3 separate regions of the Homo sapiens genome follow, and all the other regions are linked to region 3. Evidence: chromatin loops called from intact Hi-C (ENCODE). Cell type or tissue: endothelial cell of umbilical vein. All regions are shown on one strand.

Region 1 (2,500 bases), 75 kb before region 3:
CCTGTAATCCCAGCTAGTCAGGAGGCTGAGGCAGAGAATTTCTTGAACCCAGGAGGCGGAGGTTGCAGTGAGCCGAGATTGGGCCACTGCACTCCAGCCTGGGTGACAGAGCGAGACTTCATCTCAAAAAAAAAAAAAGAAACAGGGAGGATTTCATTCATTCACCAAATAACCAAATATGTGCTGGACCCTGAGGACCAAGCTGTCGATGAGACAGACAGTCCTTGTCTTCCTGGGGCTCAACCAACCAGCCATTAGGCAGTGACAGGCAAGAGGGGTGGGGGTGACTGGTGCCTGTCCCATCGCCTGCCTGTGAGGGGAAGGAGTGGAAAGGACCATCTCATGGGAGGGACAGAGGAGGGGTTGGTGAAAGCTGGGACCACACTAGTCCTCTGACACATCTTCTTGCACCCCCAGACAGCCACAACCAAAGTCCCGGAGATCCGTGATGTAACAAGGATTGAGCGAATCGGTGAGTGAGTTGGGTCAGGAATAGGACCTAAGCCCTGCCTGCCATGTGCCCTGACAGAGCAAACCTATTGAGGACCCCTAAGATGGAGAGGGAGGTGGCCTGCACACCAACTGTGCCCCCACTACCATTCCCCCACTCGCCCTATCTAATGGGGGAGGAGGATCCTCAGTTCCAGAGTTGGGTCAGATGATGCACTGGGGACCAGGCTGCTATCCTGGCTATCCTGGTGGGGTTCCCGGGTATGTTTGCCTGGAAGTCATAGATATTTACTGGGTGCTTTACTGGGTTTGGCCTCGTATACCCAGTACACACTGTGGGGTGAGTTCCCTGAGGGCAGGGACGAGGTCGTGTCATTCCTAGCTGTGTCCCTAGCACAGGACCTAACAGAGCAGATGATCAAGAGATAACCATTGAATGCACGAGTTTGCGTCCTGTGGAGCCCTCGCAGTAGCCGCATGAGGTGCATATTGTAACTGTTAGCTGAGGGAACTGATTTTCAGGACAGCTAAATCACTGGCCCCGGCTCACACAGAGCAGGAAGTTGAGACGCAGTGAGGCCAGCAGGGTGCGCTCTCACAAAGAGCTTTACCGGCAGGGAAGTGACCGCATTCATTCATGCAGCAGGCTCACTGATTCAGGGCATCCGAGAAAGGCAGTAAGGGCTTCTGGCTGTGAAGATGGGTTTTAGAAGCCCAGTGCTGGATTCCTGGAGCTTAGCTCTGCCACTTTCCCACCATGTGGCCAGGGACTAGTTCCTCTCTGTGCCTCAGTTTCCTTATCTGCAAGACGAAGCTAAGATAGTTTACCTCATCAGTTAATGTAAGATTCAGTAAGGTAGTTCATATAAAGCATTTTGGGTCTGTGTGCCAACACTGTTTCATCTATTAAAAGTGCTGGGGCACTGGGTGCAGTGGCTCATGCCTGTAATTCCAGCACTTTGGAAGGCCAAGGTGGGCGGATCACCTGAGGTCAGGAATTTGAGACCAGCCTGGCCAACATGGTGAAACCTCGTCTCTACTAAAAATACAAAAATTTGCTGGGCGTGGTGGCGCGTGCCTGTAATCCCAGCTACTCGGGAGGCTGAGGCAGGAAAATTGCTTGAACGAGGAGGTGGAGGTTGCAGTGAGCCAAGATCATGCCATTGCACTCCAGCCTGGGTGACAAGAGTGAAACTCTGTCTCTCAATAAATAAATAAATAAAAGTGCCGAGACTGGGTGCTGTAGCTCACGCCTGTAATCCCAGCACTTTGGGAGGCCGAGGCGGGTGGATCACCTGAAGTCAGGAGTTTGAGACCAGCTTGGCCAACATGGTGAAACCCTGTCTCTACTAAAAATACAAAAATTAGCCAGGCATGGTGGTGCATGCCTATAGTCCCAGCTACTAGGGAGGATGGCTTGAACCTGGGAGGCAGAGGTTGCAGTGAGCCAATATCGTGCCACTGCACTCCAGCTTGGGTGACAGAGTGACTCCATCTCAAAAACAAACAAAAAGTGCCAAGTATGGCCGGGCATGATGGGTCACGCCTGTAATCCTAGCACTTTGAGAGGTGGAGTCAGGAGGATTGCTTGAATCAGGAGTTCAAGACCAGCCTGAGTCACATAGTGTGATCCTGTCTCTAAAAAAAAAATAAAAAAATTAGCCGGCAGTGGTGGTCCATGCCTGAGTCCCAGCTACTTGGGAGAACTGCTTGAACCAAGGAGGTTCAGGATGTGGTGAGATGTGACTGCACCATGCACTCCAGCCTGGGTGACAGAGTGAGACGCTCTCTCAAAAAATAAAAATAAAAACATTTTTTTTTTTTTTTGGAGACGGAGTCTCGCTCTGTCGCCCAGGCTGGAGTGCAGTGGCGCAATCTCGGCTCACTGCAAGCTCTGCCTCCCGGGTTCACGCCATTCTCCTGCCTCAGCCTCCCGAGTAGCTGGGACTACAGGCGCCCGCCACCATGCCCGGCTAATTTTTTTGCGTTTTTAGTAGAGATGGAGTTTCCCCGTGTTAGCCAGGATGGTCTCGATCTCCTGACCTCGTGA
Region 2 (2,500 bases), 71 kb after region 3:
ACCTGTACTTGAATGTAATTGGAGAAAGTCATAACATCTTAGCCCCCAAAATTACTTTAGTGGGTCTTTTTCTTCCTTGTAAACACCACATCCTTTATCACACCTAAGGGCATTCACATTGTTGTTAATTTCTTTTTCTTTTCTTTTCTTTCTTTTTTTTTTTTTTTTGAGATGGAGTTTCACTCTGTCGCCCAGGCTGGAGTGCAGTGGTGCGATCTTGGCTCACTGCAACCTCCGTCTCCCTGGTTCAAGTGATTCTCCTGCCTCAGCCTCCTGAGTAGCTGGGATTAAAGGCACACGCCACCATGCCCAGCTAATTTTTGTATTTTTAGTAGAGATAGGGTTTCACCAACGTTGGCCAGGCTGGTCTTGAACTCCTGACCTCAGGTGATCCACCCGCCTCTGCCTCCCGAAGTGCTAGACCACTCTCAGCCTAATTTTTGTATTTTTAGTAGAGATGGGGTTTCTCCAGGTTGGCCAGGCTAGTCTTCAATCTCCAAAAGTGATGTGCCCGCCTCAGCCTCCCAAAGTGCTGGCACTACAGGTGTGAGCCACCACGCCTGGCCACAGTTGTTAATTTCATTTACTATTCACTCTGTATTCAAATTTCCCCAACATACTTAAAATATGTTCATTGTTTCTCCCCCACTAGGACGAAAAGTGTCTGTCGTGTCCCTTGCCATATCCCACACCCTATGACGGTGACTGGTGCCTGACACTCACCAGAAGTACATAAATGTTTTTATCCTTGTATGGATTCCTAACTCGTGAGGTTGTTGGGAGCAGAAGCTCAATAAATGTGAACCCCCCCCGCCATACTCCCTAAACATTTGCACCATGGCTGTGTCTGTCCCCCACTTCTGAATCCTCATTCTGTACCTCTGTGTGAGGTCAGCGAGGTGACGTCATTTGCACAGGGCCACACAGCAAAATGCATGGCAGGGTCCCAATTCCAACCTGAATTTGTTCAACTCCAAAGTCACATTGCCTGGTACATGGCAGGTGCCCTATAATAAGAATCATTCCTTTTCTCTGTTACTGCTTGCCCCAGAAAGCAGGAGGGACATAAACGTGTGGCCCAGGGCCTTCAGGAGGACACCCTCCTTCCTCTCCCCCACGCGAAGCCCTCTCCCACCATCCATTAACACTCCCTGCCCCTCAGTCCACAGGAAACGTGTGGATGACACACGAGGAGATGGAGTCCCTTACGGCCACGACCAAGCCCGTGAGTGCCCCCTGCCGGCCGCCTTGGGGGTGGCACTAACCTTCTTTGGGGGTGGGGGCGGGGACCGAGTCTGTGGCCATCCCTAAGTCCGCTCCTTGCGTCCTCCTCTGCCTGCCCCTTAACTCACCCCTTCTCTCCCCTCTTCCTACTAACGGGTCAGGAGACCAAGGAGATCAGCTGGGAGCAGGTAGGGGGCGCGGGGCGGGGCGTGAGCGCATGAACAGGCTGTGCACGACGCATGGATGCCCCTCCTCCGAGCCCTGCCCCTGCCTTCACCAGAACATGCCATCATCCCCATGGGGGGGCGCTGCGCCAAGCTTGGCTCTGGACTGTTCCATTATGGCTTGGCGGTGGGGAGGGTAGAGGGGATGCGATGTGGAAGCCCAGACTGTTGCATAGTCAGCCTTATGCATGGACCATTTCATCATCGTGGGTTGTGGGGGCTCTAAGGGGCTTCAATTCTGTAGCTCAGGAGAGACTGAGCAGCCGGTGTCCCTATAGTGGAGGGGGCGGGGGCTACAGTGGACTGCTCAGTGTACCAGGGCCAAGGAGGACACACTGGCTGTGGTGGTGGTGAGGCAGCCAGGCTGAATGAGAAGTTGGGGAGGAGGAGCTACACTTTGTTCTCAAGAAACAAGAGGCGGCCGGGCGCAGTGGCTCACGCCTGTAATTCCAGCACTTTAGGAGGCTGAGGTGGGCAGATCACCTGAGGTCAGGAGTTTGAGACCAGTCTGGCCAACATGGTGAAACCCTGTGTCTACTAAAAATACAAAAATTAGCCGGGTGCAGTGGCTAGCGTATGTAATCCCAGCTACTTGGGAGGCTGAGGCAGGAGAATCGCTTGAACCCAGGAGGTAGAGGTTGCACTGAGCCGAGATTGCACCATTGTACTCCAGCCTGGGTGATAGAGCCAGATTCCATCTCATAAAAACCAAACAAATAAACTAACAAAAAAACCCAAGAGGCATGAACTCACTGTCCACGGAGGAATTATGTTTGACTGTGGTCATAGATCACATATTTCCAGCCAGGGGGAGGCGTGGATTTTGTGCTGATGCTGAAAGGAGTGAGGGACTTGGGACTCATCTGGAATATTGTCCTGGGCCAGATATAACATTAGACAAGTATTTTCAGGACATTGCAAGAGTGATGGCCCTTTCTTAGTGGGAGAGCTGCCTTGAAAGAGTCCATTGTCCTGACTTGGGGGTTTAGTGACGTTGGACTGCAGTGAGACAGAGTTAAAGCAGTGCTTCCCCAAATTTAATGTGTAGTGGG
Region 3 (2,500 bases):
CTTTCTGAGACCTAGCAGGACCTGAGCTGCGGCTATGACTCTGGCAAAAGGAGTCTGGTCTTGCCGGAACGGGCGGGGGTTGGGGGTGTGGGCCGGGGAGATGCCACAGGGTCATTTTCAGGAACTGAAGGGCGCAGAGACAAGACGGTGGCCTTCTAGCCACTGGTGTCCGGTGACACTGCATAAAAATAGCTCCATCAGATGGGCTTGGGGGAAGTGGAGGGGTTTGATCACTGAGACTCCCAGGAAAGAAGTCCTGGTCGCCCTCTGCTGGGGGTGTGGAGAGAGGTAGGTACTAAGGGTTCGAACGCCCTGCTAATCCTGGCACTCTTTCTCTTCCTGTCTTCCTTCCTTCCATTCCTTCTCTCTTCTTTTCTTCTTTCTTTCTTTCTTTTTTTTTTTTTCTTGAGAGGAGTTTCCCTCTTGTTGTCCAGGCTAGAGTGTGGGGACGTGATCTCAGCTCACTGCAACCTCCGCCTGCCAGTTTCAAGCGATTCTCCTGCCTCAGTCTCCTGAGTAGCTGGGACTCCAGGCACCCGTCACCACACCCACCTAATTTTTGTATTTTTAGTAGAGACAGGGTTTCACCATGTTGGCCAGGCTGGTCTCGAACTCCTGACCTCGTGACCGCCTGCCTTGGCCTCCCAAAGTTCTGGGATTACAGACGTGAGCCACTGCACCCGGCCTTTTCTTTCTTTTTCTTTTTCTTGAGACGGAGTCTTGCAGTCGCCCAGGCTAGAGTGCAGTGTTGCGATCTTGGCTCACTGCAACCTCCGCCTCCTGAATTCAAGCAATTCTCCTGCCTTAGCCTCTGGAGTAGCTGGGATTACAGGCGCCCACCACACGCGGCTAATTGTTTGTGGGCGGCAAGCCACCCAGGTGCCGAGGCAAGAGACCGAGGGCACGAGCTGTTCCAGTATAATAAAATATATAAAATAAGAATAGTTATAGTAGATATAGATCATAGATATGATTATATATGAATATCATTAATCATTAGTTTGTAGCAATTACTCTTTATTCCAATATTATAATAATCCTCGCTCTACAATCATAACCTAGGAAAAACCAGGCCATACAGAGATAGGAGCTGAGGGGACATAGCGAGAAGTGACCAGAAGACAAGAGTGCGAGCCTTCTGTTATGCCTGGACAGGGCCACCAGAGGGCTCCTTGGTCTAGCGGTAACACCAGCGTCTGGGAACACGCCCGTTGCCAAGTGGACCATGGTCTAGTGGTAGCCTCAGTGCCAAGGAAAACCACCCGCTACTTAGCAGACCAGGAAAGGGAGTCTCTCTTTCCCTGGGGGAGTTTAGAGAAGACTCTACCCCTCCACCTCTTGTGGAGGGCCTGACATCAGTCAGGCTCACCCGCAGTTACCCAGAGGCCTAACCATCTCCCTGTGATGCTGTGCTTCAGCTCCTAGTCCGCTTTCATGTTCCATCCTGTACACCTGGCTCTGCCTTCTAGATAGCAGTAGCAAATTAGTGAAAGTACTAAAAGTCTCTGATATGCAGAAATAATGGCGTAAGCTGTCTCTCTTTCTCCTCTCTCTCTGCCTCGGCTGCCAGGCAGGGAAGGGCTCCCTGTCCAGTGGATACGTGACCCAGGGGACCTTACCTATCCTTGGAGATGTCTCACACTCCTCACCCTGCCTCTTTGTCTTATATCCAATAAATATCAGCACAGCCAGGCATTCGGGGCCACTACCGGTCTCTGTGTCTTGGTGGTGGTGGTTCCCCGGGCCCAGCTGTCTTTTCTTTTATCTCTTTGTCTTGTGTCTTTATTTCCACAATCTCTCGTCTCTGCAAACGGAGAAAAACCCACCGACCCTGTGGGGCTGGACCCTACAATTGTTGTATTTTTAGTAGAGACAAGGTTTTGCCATGTTGGCCAGGCTGGTCTTGAACTCCTGACTTCAGGTGATCTGCCCGCCTCGGCCTCCCAAAGTGCTGGGATTACAGGCATGAGCCACCTCACCCGGCCCTTTTCTTTTCTTTCTTTCTCTCTCTCTTTCTTTCTTTCTTTATTTTTTGAGACAGGGTCTCAGTCTGTTGCCCAGGCTGGAGTCTAGTGGCACAATCTTGGCTCACTGCAGCCTCGACTTTCTGGGCTCAAACGATCCTCCCACTTCTTTTTTTTTTTTTTTTTTTTGAGACGGAGTTTCGCTCTTGTCACCCAGGCTGGAGTGCAATGGTGCAATCTCGGTTTACCACAGCCTCCGCCTCCCAGGTTCAAGTGATTCTCCTGCCTCAGCCTCTCAAGTAGCTGGGATTGCAGGCATGTGTCACCATGCCCAGCTAATTTTGTATTTTTAGTAGAGACTAAAATACATGTTCTCCATGTTGATCAGTCTGGTCTCGAACTCCTGACCTCAGGTGATACGCCCACCTTGGCCTCCCAAAGTGCTGAGATTACAGGCATGAGCCACCCCACCTGGCCCCTCCCACCTCTTCTAAGTAACTGGGACTATAGGCGTGAGCCACCATGCATGGCTATTT

What was found. Hi-C counts contacts between places; a loop is a spot of excess contacts. Peaks named below come from ENCODE experiments on the same cell type or tissue, not always from the same donor. Only the 100,000 strongest peaks of a DNase experiment are listed, where the experiment ranks them.
Region 1: it touches region 3 in a loop (6-fold over the local background); 22 of 110 quality-filtered maps call a loop at or near these places.
Region 2: a loop joins it to region 3, with 13 times the contacts of the local background. A loop is called at or near these places in 9 of 110 quality-filtered maps.

Annotation. Positions count from the first base shown.
Region 1 is chr19:48,998,902-49,001,401 of GRCh38, forward strand. RUVBL2 (RuvB like AAA ATPase 2) reads left to right here. Exons shown (of 15, transcript NM_006666.3): 2 at 418-472. Among named protein-coding and RNA genes, the nearest start is that of RUVBL2, 6.3 kb to the left of the region's middle. RefSeq lists an enhancer at 871-1,165. In endothelial cell of umbilical vein, a CTCF peak has its summit at 1,023 (motif pointing right); a DNase peak (open chromatin) is centred at 1,040.
Region 2 is chr19:49,144,781-49,147,280 of GRCh38, forward strand. It overlaps PPFIA3 (PPFI scaffold protein A3), which reads left to right. Exons shown (of 30, transcript NM_003660.4): 22 at 1,163-1,225; 23 at 1,386-1,412. Among named protein-coding and RNA genes, the nearest start is that of HRC, 9.4 kb to the right of the region's middle. In endothelial cell of umbilical vein, CTCF peaks have their summits at 1,242 (motif pointing left) and 1,448; DNase peaks (open chromatin) are centred at 1,261 and 1,451.
Region 3 is chr19:49,073,876-49,076,375 of GRCh38, forward strand. No RefSeq gene overlaps it. Among named protein-coding and RNA genes, the nearest start is that of KCNA7, 2.4 kb to the left of the region's middle. RefSeq lists a silencer at 183-342. In endothelial cell of umbilical vein, a CTCF peak has its summit at 1,202 (motif pointing right); a DNase peak (open chromatin) is centred at 1,226; H3K27me3 peaks cover 416 bases.